Linked DNA regions of Homo sapiens: all the other regions are linked to region 3. Evidence: chromatin contacts called from ENCODE Hi-C or POLR2A ChIA-PET data. All regions are on one chromosome and are shown on one strand. Each heading gives the region's core, a stretch centred on a gene start or an enhancer-like site at or near the end of the contact. The rest is flanking DNA. Distances are from core to core; before and after follow the strand shown. Region 1 overlaps LAMC3 (laminin subunit gamma 3). Region 2 holds the start of FIBCD1-AS1 (FIBCD1 antisense RNA 1). Region 3 overlaps PRDM12 (PR/SET domain 12).

Region 1 (4,554 bases), core at 1,983-4,482, 360 kb before region 3:
AGACCAGCCTGGGTCTAAAGACATGGCAAAACCCTGTCTTTAGAAAAAAATATAAAAATTAGCCGGGCACGGTGGTGCACACCTGTGGTCCTAGCTACTCAGGAGGCTGAGGTGGGAGGATCACGTGAGCCCAGGGAGGTGGTGGCTGCAGTGAGCTGTGCTGTGCAATCTTGCACCACTGCACTTCAGCCTTGGTGACTCAGCAAGACCCTGTGTCCAAAAAAAAAAAAAAAAAAAAAAAAAAAAAGGAGCAAAACTCAGGAGCTGACAAATGCAGTGCTCACAACTGTTATGTGGCCTCAGGCAAGTGGCCTACCTTTTGTAGGTCTCAGTTACTTCATCATTGAAAGGGGAATGAGAATCCTTGCATGTTAGGTGCTCAGCACAGTGCCTGGCAAACAGCAGGTGCTCAATAAGTGGAGGCCAGGAGACTGAGCCTGAATCCCCAGTGTTTAGACACACCAAGGGAGGCCAGTCTCAACGGGGTGAGTGGGAAATTCCCCTACAGGATCCAAAAAGCGTCACGTACCCGGCCCCCAACCCCACCACGGGTATAAAGAGAAGAGTCAGGGACTGGGGAGGGAGCTGGGGGTCGCAGGTGGGCACTGGGGAGCCATCATCTCACCCCCGACCCCACCTAGGCTGTGCAGGCCTGTGGCTCCTCTCCACAATGGGAGATCCACTAATGCAAGATCTCCCCAGGGCAGGATCACCTGCCTAGGCTGGGAGCAGACCCTTGGGAGGCGTTTGCAGGGAGCATCTCTTACCCTGGTGGAAATCGCTGAGGATGTGATGCACCTGGAACTGGGCAGTGGACGCGCACACCTTGGAGTGGCCATAGCAGAAACAGCTGCTGCAGCCAGCTGGATTGTGGGGCTGCAGGTTAAAGGTCCCCGGGCGACATCTGAAATGGAGGCAGGACATGCCCACGAGGGCCACGTGAATCAGCCAGGAAGGGGCGGGGCCAGGGTATCCCAGCTGGACCAATGAGAGTCTAGAATCACTGCAGAAACTTAAAAACAATTTTTTTTCAGAATTCTAGAAGAGTAGTAAGAACATTACAGATTGTTCCCATACCTGCTTCAGACAGCCTCCCCTGATGCTGACATCTGACATTACCACAGTACATTTGTCAAAACTAAGTTAACTAAACTCCAGACTTTATTAGGTTTTGTTTTTTTGTTGTTGTTGTTTTTTTTTTTTTTTGAGACAGAGTCTTGTTCTGTGGCCCAGGCTGGAGTGCAATGGTGCAATCTTGGCTCACTGCAGCCTCCGCCTCCCGGGTTCAAGTGATTCTCCTGCCTCAGCCTCCCGGGTAGCTGGGATTGCAGGCGCCTGCCACCACACCCGGCTAATTTTTGTATTTTTAGTAGAAACGGGATTTCACCATGTTGGCAGGTTGACCTCGAACTCCTGACCTCAGGGGATCCGCCCGCCTCAGCCTCCCAAAGTACTGGGATTTCAGGCTTGAGCCACCGCGCCCAGCGACTTTAATAGGATTTCTCCACTTTTTCCTCTAATGTCTGGTTTCTGCTGCAGGATCCCATCCAGGACACGGTGTTGCATTTAGTGGTATCCTTGTTCTCCTCCAACCTATCACCGCTTCTCAGTCTTTCCTTGTCTGCCACTATCTTGACACTTTTTGAAAAGCACTGATCAGGTATTTTTAGAATGTCTGATGTTTCTCATGATTAGACCAGAGTTATAGGCTTGGGAAAGAAATACACAGAGGTGAAGTACCCTTCTCGTCATATCACATGGGGGCACAGGAAACCCACATGACATCCAAGCGATGCTGACTTTCATCACCTGTGCTGTCTACCAGTCTCTCCACTGTGCAATCACCACGGTCCAGTCATTAGAAGCAAGTCACTGAATAGGCCGGACGCGGTGGCTCAAGCACTTTAAATTTTTTTTTGAGACGAAGTCTCGCTCTGTTGCCCAAGCTGGAGTGCAGTGGCACGATTTCAGCTCACTGTAACCTCTGTCTCCCGGGTTCAAACAATTGTCCTGCCTCAGCCTCCCAAGTAGCTGGGACTACAGGTGTGCGCCACCATGCCCGGCTAATTTTTGTATTTTTAGTAGAGACAGGGTTTCACTATGTTGGCCAGGCTGGTCTTGAACTCCTGACCTCGTGATCCATCCACCTCGGCCTCCCAAAGTGCTGGGATTACAGGCATGAGCCACCGCGCCTGGCCGGCTCACGCACTTTGGGAGGCCGAGGTGGGTGGATCACCTGAGGTCAGTTCGAGATCAGCCTGACCAACATGGTGAAACCCCATCTCTACTAAAAATACAAAAATTAGCCAGGCGTGGTGGTGGGTGCCTATAATCCTAGCTACTTAGGAGGCTGAGGCAGGAGAATCGCTTGAACCCGGGAGACAGAGGTTGCAGTGAGCCGAGATCATACCACTTCACTCCAGCCTGAGCAAAAGAGCGAAACTCCGTCTCAAAAAAAAAAAAAAAAGCAGCAAGTCACTAAATGCAGCCCAGTCTCAAAAAGAGGGGGATTAAGCTCGACCTCCTAGAGGAAGAGTATCAAAGAACCCACGGACAGATGTTAAAGCCACCCCAGTAATTAATAGATATTTTGAGGTTATGCAAATATCCTCTCTTTCCTTAAAGTTCTGCCCACCAATGTCAGCATTCATCGGCAGCTCTTGCCTGTAGCAATTACCACTGTGAGGTCTGAACAGTGGTTTTCCAGTTCCTTCATTTCTACATTCATTACTTGGAATTCTTCTGCAAGGAAGGTTTGTCTCTTCATGCCCATCTATTTATGTATTCAATCATCTATTTACATCAGTATGGATTCGTGGATTTGACTTTATTCTCTGGGTTATAATCCAATACTATCGTTTATTTTGTTGCTCAAATTGTTTCAGCCCTGAGAGCTCTTTCACGTCGGCTCCTGTGTCCTTTTGACATGGGCCCACGTTCTGGTTTGGGCTGTTTTGTTTGTGTCTGTCTCTGTTTTTCAGCATTTCCTTGCTTCCTGGCACTGTAAGACGCCTTGGGCTTATCTTGTCTTTTTCCAGCCCCAGCCCCAGAATCTGCCACTTCTCCAAGCAGCTCTGGTGAATGTCAGACACAAAGCCAGGAAGAAGAGATAGTGTGTACCCAAGGAGCTAAACCCATGTTTGTCTGCTGGCCGCACTGCTGGAGCTTGGAGGCCTCTTGAACACTTGAAAGAGGAAGTTTATGTACTTCCTGGCCTTGGGAGAGCCCCTTTGACTTGCAGAGCTTCAGATGCCCCATTTGTACCATGATCAGACTGCAAAGATGGCAAACAGGCTCAAAATCCAGCTCAGTGGGTAGGGGCTTCCTGAAGCAGGGTGTTAAGAAGGATCCTGAGGTTATAGTAGGGCTCATGGCCAAGACTGCTGTGCCCCATTAGTGATGTCTGTTGTGGGTGTGAAAGGGGAGGGTTGTGATAGTGTTGCCTTAGTGATGTCTGCCATGGGTATGCCATCAGTGATGTCTGCCATGGTGTGAAAGGGGAGAGTTGATGGTGCTCCATTAGTGATGTCTGCTGTGGGTATGAAAGGGGAGGGTTGTGATAGTGCTCCCTTAGTGATGTCTGCCATGGGTATGCCATTAGTGATGTCTGTTGTGGGTGTGAAAGGGGTGTGTTGACAGTGCTCCATGAATGATGTCTGCTATGGGTGTGAAAAAGAAGGGTTGTAGTAGTGCTTCATTAGTGATGCCTGCCATGGCTATGAAAGGGAAAGTTTGATATGGCACCATTAGTGATGTCTGCCATGGCTGTGAAAGGCAAGGGTTGATAGTGCTCCATTAGTGATGCCTGCTGTGGGTATGAAAGGGGGAGGCTGTGATAGTTCTCCATTAGTGATGTTTGCCATGGTTATACCATTAGTGATGTCTGCTGTGGGTGTGAAAGGGGTGCATTGACAATGCTCCATGAGTGATGTTGGCCGTGAGTGTGAAAAGGGAGGGTTGTGATAGTGCTCCATTAGTGATATCTGCTGTGGGTAAGAAAGGGGAAGACTGTGATAGTGCTCCCTTAGTGATGTGTACCATGGGTATACCATTAGTGATGTCTGCTGTGGGTGTGAAAGGGGTGTATTGACAGTGCTGCATGAGTAATGTCTATTGAGTGTGAAAAGGGAGGGCTGTGATAGGTCTGCCGTGGGTGTGAAAGGGTTGTGATAGTGCTCCGTTAGTGGTGTCTGTCATGGGTGTGAAAGGGGAGCGTTGATAATACTCCATGAGTGATGTCTGCTGTGGGTGTGAAACGGGAGGCCTGTGATAGTGCTCCATTAGCTATGTCTGCAGTGAGTGTGAAACGGGAGGCCTGTGATAGTGCTCCATTAGCGATGTCTGCCACAGCAGGTGGTAGTACGAGCACCATCTATTTACTATCCCTGGATTAGATGGTCTCTCCTATCATTCCAGTTCTTTCTTTTCAGGATTCTAAGCTAAGACATGTATTTTCTCAGCTTATGAATGATCAGTGGTGTTGAATCAAAGCACAAACAGTGCCATAAAGCTTTTGAGTAACTTCCTGTATGACAGATACATGGTGCCCCAGGA
Region 2 (4,509 bases), core at 2,010-4,509, 260 kb before region 3:
CCATTGAATCACTGCACAGTAGTTTTCCACGCCACAGAAGCCAAGATACATTTATTTTTAATGATAAATGTGACTGTCAGAGTCAAGTTGAAACAGCTTTATGGCGAGAGCTGAGTACCCTTGGCAGTGCGGGGCAGAGGCTGAGTGGATGGGGACCAGAGGTCCCGACCTTCTGGCCAGCCAGTCCCCCAGGCCCCGAGAGACTGGCACATTGGCTATTCTGCCCACGTCCGCTAAGCCCTGCTGCATGCTGGCTCAGCACGCTCACCGGGTGGCTCAGGCCCAGCTCTGGCAGACGAAGAGGCACCGAGGTATTGAAGAAAGAGAGATAGTCTCTGGAAGTGCACACACTAGGGTTCAAATTCTGCCCCACCGGCCAGGCGCAGTGGCTCATGCCTATAATCCCAGCACTTTGGGAGGCTGAGGTGGGCAATTCATGAGGTCAAGAGATCGAGACCATCCTGGCCAACATGGTGAAACCCTGTCTCTACTAAAAATACAAAAATTAGCTGGGCGTAGTGGCGTGTGCCTGTAGTCCTAGCTACTTGGGCGGCTGAGGCAGGAGAATCGCTTGAACCCGAGAGGTTGCAGAGAGCCAGTGAGCCGAGATTGCGTCACTGCACTCCAGCCTGGCGACAGATCGAGACTCCGTGTTAAAAAAAAAAAAAAATTCTGCCCCACCAATGGCTGTGTGGTCTTGATTGAGTTACTTAACCTCTCTGAGCTTCTGTTGCCTCATCTAGAAAATGAGGCTATTAATAACACTTACAGGTCTTGGGTGAGGATTACTTGAAATAAGATGGTATTGTTAATGGTATTGCTGTATCCAGCACATGGAAATGTTTGGTAAATGGTAATTCCATATTGATTTTTTTTTTTTGAGACAGTCTCACTCTGTCGCCAAGGCTGGAGTGCAGTGGCACGATCTCGGCTCACTGCAACATCTGCCTCCCAGGTTCTAAGTGATTCTCCTGCCTCAGCCTCCGGAGTAGCTGGGATTACAGGAGTGCACCACCACACCTGCTAATTTTGTATTTTTAGTAGGGATGGGGTATCACCATGTTGGCCAAGCTGGTCTCGAACTCCTGATCTCAGATGATCTACCTGCCTCGGTCTCCCAAAGTGCTGGAGTTACAGGTGTGAGCCACTGTGCCTGGCCCCATATTGATCGTATCATCTTATTAATTACACAATTACCCAGGTCATGTAATTTACCTTTCTGAATCAGTTTCCTCATCCACAAAGTGGGGACAATAGTATTCACTTATTAGGGGGCTGGGAGGATATGAGGTGCCCAGCACAGCGCTGAGCGTGAGGGTGCTTCCAACAGGTGGCTGTTGGTCACGGCTGGCACCCTGAATGTTGTCCCCCTATGTCCCTTGCTGCTCTTCCTTGTCTCCCCATGGACTATTTTTCCACCCCTCCCATGTCGCCGTACTGCCTGCCCTGCACCCACTCCCTGCTAAGGGAGGGGTCCTGCATTAGGGCCCCAGCAGCCATGCCCCCACATTGGACCTGACCAAGGTCTGATGGGTTGGTACCTGACCAAGGACAGCTGTCTTTGGCCATCTGCCACTTATGATTGATATGCCTGGTTCAGTCCTAGATAGGAGTTGCCCATTGGTGGGGCCATCATATCCAGGTGGCCTTGGAAAGGCAAAGTAGGAACAGGCAGAATTGGTGAGCCAGAAAGAGGAAGGTGAGGGGATGCGCAGAGAGTGAACAAGTTACCAGGCAACCTCGAGTCTAATACCATGCAGCCTCCCGGTCCTGTGTTCTGGCACCCTGAGGTGCTGGCTCGTCCCTGACAAGGAATGCTCAGTCTTGGGCTGGCTGGAAAGCCCTGATTCTGTCCTGTCCCACCTGCTGAGCACAGCCCAGCTCGCCCCCAGTGCTCTGTGGTCATCAGCCTTGTCAAAGGGAAATCCGAGGGTGGAGGGCCTGTCTGCTCTGTGGGGTCGGCTGCCCTTTCTCTCGCACAGATCTTGGCTGTGGGTCAGCACTGGCTTCTGGGATCCACTTCCATTTTATTCCTCTCCACCAATTCGGAGGCTCCAGTGAATGGGGGCGGCCCTCCCTTCTTCCAGAACGATGTCCTAAGTGTGTCTGCTGAGTGCAGTGTGTAAAGCGCTGAGCAGACGCCTGCAGGCTCATGCCAGTCCTGCATCACGGCTGACCCTTCTCCTGGGGTGTTGAGCAGAGGCGTCAGCACAGAGGGGGTGACAGAGTGAGGCCCGCTCCCGAAGACACACACGTAAGGCACTCCCGCAGGCTGAACCTGTGGCTGAGCAGGTGAGATGATTCAACCTCCAACCTCCTCCAACACTCCCAGCAGGAGCCGCTAGGTGGCCCCCGCTCACCTGTCCAACCGCGCTTCTGCAGGCCCGGGAGGCGATCCTCCAGAGCGTCCTCCGGTCCTCCGGTTTGCACCTGCCCAGGTACGCCCGGGTCACTCCCCTAGCTCCGCCTTCCCTTCTGCGGCCCCGCCATTGGAAATGCCTTTCCTTCAGCACCCAGACTTCTGGATGCTGCCTTCATGGGCCTTGGGGGCGGGCTCACACCCCTCCATCCCAGGATGCCTCCCTGACTACTCTGAGCACATCTCCAAGACCTCCTCCGTTGGTCCTTAGCACCCCTCCCGTGGGTTCTCAGTTCAGCCCCCCACCCCCGCTCCACCCCCCAGGGTGATCTTTCATCTGTGCACAAATGCGTCTGGAGTTTACATCCTCTCGCCAAACTGTGGAGTCAGAGCCTTGCATTTCCGCCACCTGCCCGCTTTGTGCCTGTAACTGCACAAGGGCCTGCAAACCTCGCCACTCCCCACCAATAGGCAAGTCCTTGTTTACGAGGAAACTGAGGCTTGGGGATGACGTGGAATCTGCCCAAGGTCACAGCAGGAACATCTGAGCCTTGCCCTGCTCAGGTGCTGTGATGCACTGTGGCAGAGCCCTTCTGAAGCGTGTGCAGTCAACCCTTTGGCTTACATGGGGAAACTGAGGCTCGGAGAGGTATGTTGCTTGCCCTCAGCCACACAGCCAGGGCCCTGTGCCCTCCACCACATCCTTCTTCCCAAGTCTGAGGGCCCTCTAGATCACCTGCTGACCCTCTTAATTCATAGGAAAGGCCGAGGGGCCAGAAAGGGCCAGAGGCCAGAATTGGAACCTGGGTCTCCTGACTCCCAGCCATTGCTGTGGGATCCTCTCCAACTCCCGGGCAGCCTCAGTCCGGGAAGCCGGGATCGGGCCGTAGGTGAGGCCAGCGGTTGTCCTGGAAGGAAAAGGCGGCTGGGGACAAACAGCCGGTGGTTTGTGAACCCAGCGCCTGGCGGGTGGCAGTCTCCTCGGATGGCACCGGGCCACAGGGTCCCCCGCTCCGGGGTCCAGGGAGTGCCCCAGCCCAGGCTGGACGCGGCCCCCACCCCCAACCAGTCTGCCCCGCCAGTGCCGGACGCGTAGAGGGATCGGGAGAGGGACGAAGATGGGGCGACAGACTGGCAGCCAGTGGGGGAGAGACGGAGACGGTGCCAGGGAACAGCGCGGCGGCCAAGGCGCCCCGGGAGCCGGAAAACAGCTTTGGGGAGAAGCGGGGGCGGGGAACGGGGGTCTGTCTGGAGCTGGGGGAGCAGAAAAAGATGGGGACGCAGAAAGGGGCGGAGGAGGGGCGGCCGGCGGGCTCGGCGGGGCGGCGGGAGGGGAGCGCGGCGTCGGGCAGTGTGGGCGCCTCCCGGTCAGAAGCCACAATAGCAGCTCGTTCGCCGCGCAGATTAAGGACTTTGTCAATTACCTCCGAAGGCCGCTCCGGGCGGATTAAATGCTTTTAAAAGTGCTGCTGGTGGGAAGGGGCAACTAAGAAGCCCCCTCCTGGCACAAATCCCCTCCCGGCGGAGGAGAAGGCGGGGGCTGGGACCACGCGGGGCGCGCCGGGGAGCGCGGGCGATCGGCCGGGAGCGCGGCCGAGCGCGGAGCGGCTGGTACTCGCGACCACAGCGCCGGCGGCTGTGGCAGTGGTGGGGACCCCCATTTCGCCCACGGGCCGCCCGGGCAAGGGGGCGTCGTGTGGGCTTTCCGACCGCGGGCGCGAGGGCACGGGTCTGCGGACGCGGACTGGGACGCCCACCGGCCAGGCTCACGCGTCGGGGTCCGGCGCAGGGAGGTCCCCGGGGGCTGGAGACCCCACAGCTGGGCGCACTTGCCCCGGGACCTGGACCCAGACCTCGGGGGCCCGCAGGGGGCGCACCCCACCGAAACTGCCCCCGGCGCAGCCTGGGTCTTGGGGCGAGCCCTGCGTCCTGAGCCGGGAGGGAGCCGGAAGGAGCGCCGCGCCACTCCCCGGAGACGCCGAACCGGCCGGCGGGGGCGCCCTCGGGGCCCGCCCCGCGCATGGTGACTTGTGTGAGTCCGGTCCGGGAGGAAGTTTGTGCAGAGGCGCCGCCGGGGGGCTCTCAGGCCCCTCCGGGAGCCAGCAGGAGCCGGGCCGCCCGCGGCTGTTTGCTGCCCTCCGGCCGGCCGC
Region 3 (4,095 bases), core at 896-3,395:
CCTGGAGAGGAGAGGTGAGACTGGCCCTATAGGAACCATGAAGCCCTCTGGCTTTAACTAGAGGTCTTCCTGCTCCCTGGTCTTCTTCAAGAGGGTCTGGAAATGGGTGCCCAGAACATTTGGAGAGTCTAGGCATTGGGAGGGCACTTGGTGGCCATTTTGGCCCATTCCCACTGGCTGCTTGAACTCCTTTGAGTTGGCCATTAAAATGAAAAAAAAAAAAAAAAGTAAATATTTGGGAGAAGTTACAAAATAAGGCACTGATGTTTGAGCCAGCTGGAAACCGGGAGAAATCTGCCTGGCCCCTTTCAAGATTTCCGGTTGCTTTGCACTGTGGCCCATCTCACTGAGCTCTGACATCCCAGTTGTGACAGAGAGAATTTTCCTGTACACACCAGTAAGTGGAACAACGCTTACCCGCCCCTTTCCAGCTTCTAGACACTTTCTATATTTCCTTCCTACAGATAAAAGTGTCCACCCATTCAGATGCTAAATGATAAATGTTCCAAGTAATTTTTATTTTAGAATACAAGAGAGGTACAAATGTATTTACAGTTGTACATATACAATCAAATAATAATATATTACAGTTTTGTAAATATCATTTTAGATAAATATTTACAAGGTTAAAGTGACCATCTTCTGGAAGTAGAACGCAGTTTCTTGAAAACTCTATACATTTTATACTTTTCATTAATATTATAGTTTATTTTACAAAACGCCCTACGGGAATCCTGGTAAATGACTGCAAAGTGTGAGAGGCGACACCAGAGGGCGCGCACGGCCCGAATTTGAGGAAACGGGCAGGGACCGAGGGAAGTGTGGGCAGACTGGGCGGAATTCCCGGGACTGGGCACAGCTCGGAAGCGCTTCGTGGCCACAGAAGCCACCTTAACCTCTCGGGCAGCGGTTCCAGTCTTGCCCTCCTCTCGCTGGAGTGTGTGTGTTGGAAGGGGCTGGGGGTATATTTCGCCTTCCCAGGCACGATGTCACAGCTGAAGGGGAGGGGGCATTGGTCCAACTCCTTCATTTTACAGATGGGGAAACTGAGGCCCAAAGAGGTGCAGGGTCTTGCTCGGGGTCCCACAGAGGATTTCCATTGTGCCTCCACTCTCAACGTGCCTGGTGCACTGCAAAGAGCTCCTTCCTCATCCGTCCCCAGGAGCCAGGTTTGGGGGTAAGCTGGCCTAAAGGAGAGAAGGGCCCAGAAGATGCATCTCTCCGGGTCTCTTCCCGCTGCCGATGGACCCCAGTAGCCCGCACATGTCAAGGTTGCGTAAGGACTCCCGACACTTCAGGACACCAGTCCCAGGGGCCGGAAGAGGAGATGGCGCCCCCACAACCCCCGCGCCCGACCACACCCGGACAAGGAGGTCGCCCTCCCTTCATTCCGAAGCACAGGACTCTCGGTGGCGGAGGAGGGGACTCCCCTTCCTCTGCTGAGGGGCCCTCGGGGGCTCTAAGTCCGCTCTCCTGCCACCCACGAGGGGGATGCCGGCCTGGGCGCCCGGCTCTACAGCAGCAGGGAGACTCGGGGGCGAGGCCAGGCAGGGGGACCCCCTCCCAGAGGAGGCGGCCGAACAGCCGCACCAGCTGCGTGGCCTGGGTGAGGGACGCCGCCCTCAGTGTCCTCATCTGCGACACGGGCCAAGGCGGGGGTGCCTGAGATCCGCCTCCGGGGCGCAACCCCAGCGCGCGGGGCTCCGCGGCGGCGCCGGGCCGGGGGTTGGGGCTGGAGGGCGAGTCGCGCTGCGGGGCCGGGGTGCCGGGGACCCAGGAGCGCGCGGGGCCCGGCGGGGGCGCGGGCGCGCTCACAGCACCATGGCCGGCAGGTGGTGCGCGGCGGCGGCGGCGGCGGCGGCGGCGGCGGCGGCGAGCGCGGGCGCGTGCGCGTGCGGGGCGGGCAGCGCGGGCGAGTGTGCCTGCAGCGCGGTGCTGGGCGGCCGGTGCCGCGCGCTCTTCTGGTGGGCGCGCAGGCCGGCCAGCTGCGAGTAGGCGCTCTGGCACACCTGGCACTTGTAGGGGCGCTCGCCCGTGTGCAGGCGCACGTGGTTGCGCAGCGTGGACGACTGGCTGAAGCGGCGGTTGCAGAAGCGGCACACGAAGGGCTTGTCCAGCGTGTGGATGCGCATGTGCGAGCGCAGGTTGCTGCGCGAGTTGAAGCCGCGGTGGCAGATGACGCATCGCATGCGGCCCGCGGGGCCAGCCGCCGAGTCCGCCGGGTGGAAGTCCTCTGGCCGCGGGGCGGGGCGGGGCGGGGGAAGGGAGACGGAGAAGGGGAGAGAGCAGCCCCGTTAGAACCGGCGCCCCGCAGCCCGGGCCCTCAGCGCCCCCAGCCCGGGGCCGGTCCGTCCTTGAGGGTGGGTGCTGCTTGGACGGTGGCAGACGGACTGGAGGGACAGCGAAGGGTACCCCGGCTGGGGGGTCCAATAGGGAGTTGGACTCCCGATCGCGATGCGAGACCTCGGGGACTTAGCGACTCAGCCTAGCTAAACCTCAGCTTTCTCATCTGTAAAATGGAAAGCTAGCACTGCCTTTTCGGGCGTACGATTGCCCGAGAGGATGAGAAAAGACGTCTATGAAAGGTCTCTGCGCTAAGCACCCGACCTGCCTTAGCCAGTGCCTGAGAGGTGCCTGGATTGGAGCAGCCTTCTGTAAAGGGGAGCAACTGTGATGACCCCTGCCCCCAAACCTTTCATTAACTCATCCCACAAACATTTACTGAATGCCTACTCTGTACCATGGAACTGCGCCTCGGTTTTCTCCTTCCTGAAATGGAGATAATACTAACATGGTAAGGATCAGTTAAAAAAAAAAAAAATATATATATATATATATATATATATTTTTTTTTTTTAGACGGAGTCTCCCTCTGTCTCCAGGCTGGAGTGCAGTGGCGCGATCTCGGCTCACTGCAGCCTTCGCCTCCTGGGTTCAAGTGGTTCTCCTGCCTCAGCTTCCCTGGGAATACAGGTGTGCACCACCACGCCCAGCTAATTTTTCTATTTTTAGTACAGACGGGGTTTCACCATGTTGGCCAGGATGGTCTCGATCTCTTGACCTCGAGATCCACCCACCTCGGCCTCCCAAAGTGCTGGGATTACAGCCACAGCGCCCGGCCAAAAAGATTTTATTTATTTTTTTGAAACAGGGTCTGGCTCTGTCACACAGGCTGGAGTGCAGTGGTGCCATCTCAGCTCACTGTAGCCTCGACCTCCCGGGTTCAAGCGATCCTCCCACCTCAGCCTCCCAGGCAGCTAGGACCACAGGCTCGTGCCAGCACACCTGGCTAACTTTTAAATTTTTTGTAGAGATGGGGTCTTGCCATGTTGACCAGGCTGGTCTGGAACTCCTGGGCTCGAGTGATCCTCCTGTCTCTGCTTCCCAAAGTACTGGGATTATAGGCATAAGCCACCATGCCCGGCCTAGAGAAATTAATGTTTGTAAAACATCAGCTGCAGAGCAAGGACTTAATAAACAGTAGCTCACCAGCTCAGGTTCATCCTCCAAAAATAAGGACCGCTGACCACGGTGCCTCATGCCTGTAATCCCAGCACTTTGGGAGGCAGAGGCAGGAGGATCATTTGAGCCCAGGAGTTCCAGACCAGCTGGGCAACATGGCGAGACCCCATCTCTACAATAAATTTAAAAAATTAGCCAGGTGTGGTGGTGCACGACTGTGGTCCCAGCTACCTGGGAGGCTGAGATGGGAGGATAGCTTGAGCCCAGGTGGTTGAGGCTGTAGTGAACCAAGATAGTGCCACTGCACTCCAGCCTGGGTGACAGAGAGAGACTCTGTCTCAAAAATAAGTTAAATAAAATAAAAATATGGATAACCAAATTTCACAGGCCAGGTGCCGTGGCTTACGCCTGTAATCTCAGCACTTTGGGAGGCCAAAGTGGGCAGATCGCTTGAGGTCAGGAGTTTGAGACTAGCTTGGCCAACATAACAAAACCCCATCTCTACTACAAATGCAAAGATTAGCTGGGCATGGTGGCACACGCCTGTAATCCCAACTACTCGGGAGGCTGAGGCAGAAGAATTGCTTGAACCTGGGAGGCAGAGGTTGCAATGAGCCAAGATCACGCCACTGC

Evidence for each region. Hi-C counts contacts between places; a loop is a spot of excess contacts on that map. ChIA-PET counts read pairs that join two places held with the same protein, here RNA polymerase II (POLR2A). Pooled maps may share reads with other maps.
Region 1: a loop to region 3 is called in a pooled map, with 14 times the contacts of the local background. The contact joins two enhancer-like sites. A Hi-C loop is called at or near these places in 4 of 168 maps with a recorded cell type or tissue (endothelial cell of umbilical vein, head of caudate nucleus, ovary and 1 more), 2 of 37 single-sample maps with no recorded cell type and 6 of 50 pooled maps. POLR2A ChIA-PET finds 5 or more read pairs at or near these places in 6 of 52 experiments (HEK293, MCF 10A, RWPE1 and 3 more).
Region 2: a loop to region 3 is called in a pooled map, with 2.6 times the contacts of the local background. The contact joins the promoter of FIBCD1-AS1 here to the enhancer-like site in region 3. A Hi-C loop is called at or near these places in 7 of 168 maps with a recorded cell type or tissue (GM13977, adrenal gland, gastrocnemius medialis and 3 more), 2 of 37 single-sample maps with no recorded cell type and 10 of 50 pooled maps. POLR2A ChIA-PET finds 5 or more read pairs at or near these places in 5 of 52 experiments (A673, PC-9, WTC11 and 1 more).

The regions. Positions count from the first base shown.
Region 1 is chr9:131,041,874-131,046,427 of GRCh38, reverse strand. LAMC3 (laminin subunit gamma 3) reads right to left here. Exons shown (of 28, transcript NM_006059.4): 8 at 768-904. Among named protein-coding and RNA genes, the nearest start is that of LAMC3, 35 kb to the right of the region's middle. Within about 2 kb of position 3,232, at least 5 of the 41 ENCODE cell types and tissues checked have a DNase peak (open chromatin) inside an H3K27ac peak, as active enhancers do.
Region 2 is chr9:130,939,096-130,943,604 of GRCh38, reverse strand. FIBCD1-AS1 (FIBCD1 antisense RNA 1) reads right to left here and starts at 3,259. Exons shown (of 3, transcript XR_930398.3): 1 at 3,163-3,259. It overlaps FIBCD1 (fibrinogen C domain containing 1), which reads left to right and starts at 4,358. Exons shown (of 7, transcript NM_032843.5): 1 at 4,358-4,509. RefSeq lists silencers at 119-292, 2,209-2,503, 4,272-4,481 and enhancers at 2,061-2,280, 3,726-4,509.
Region 3 is chr9:130,679,386-130,683,480 of GRCh38, reverse strand. PRDM12 (PR/SET domain 12) reads right to left here. Exons shown (of 5, transcript NM_021619.3): 5 at 498-2,233. The coding sequence ends at 1,812. Among named protein-coding and RNA genes, the nearest start is that of EXOSC2, 12 kb to the left of the region's middle. RefSeq lists enhancers at 1,149-1,318, 1,364-2,039 and silencers at 1,469-1,708, 2,189-2,288. Within about 2 kb of position 2,145, at least 5 of the 41 ENCODE cell types and tissues checked have a DNase peak (open chromatin) inside an H3K27ac peak, as active enhancers do; they include adrenal gland and right lobe of liver, where a contact is called at or near this core.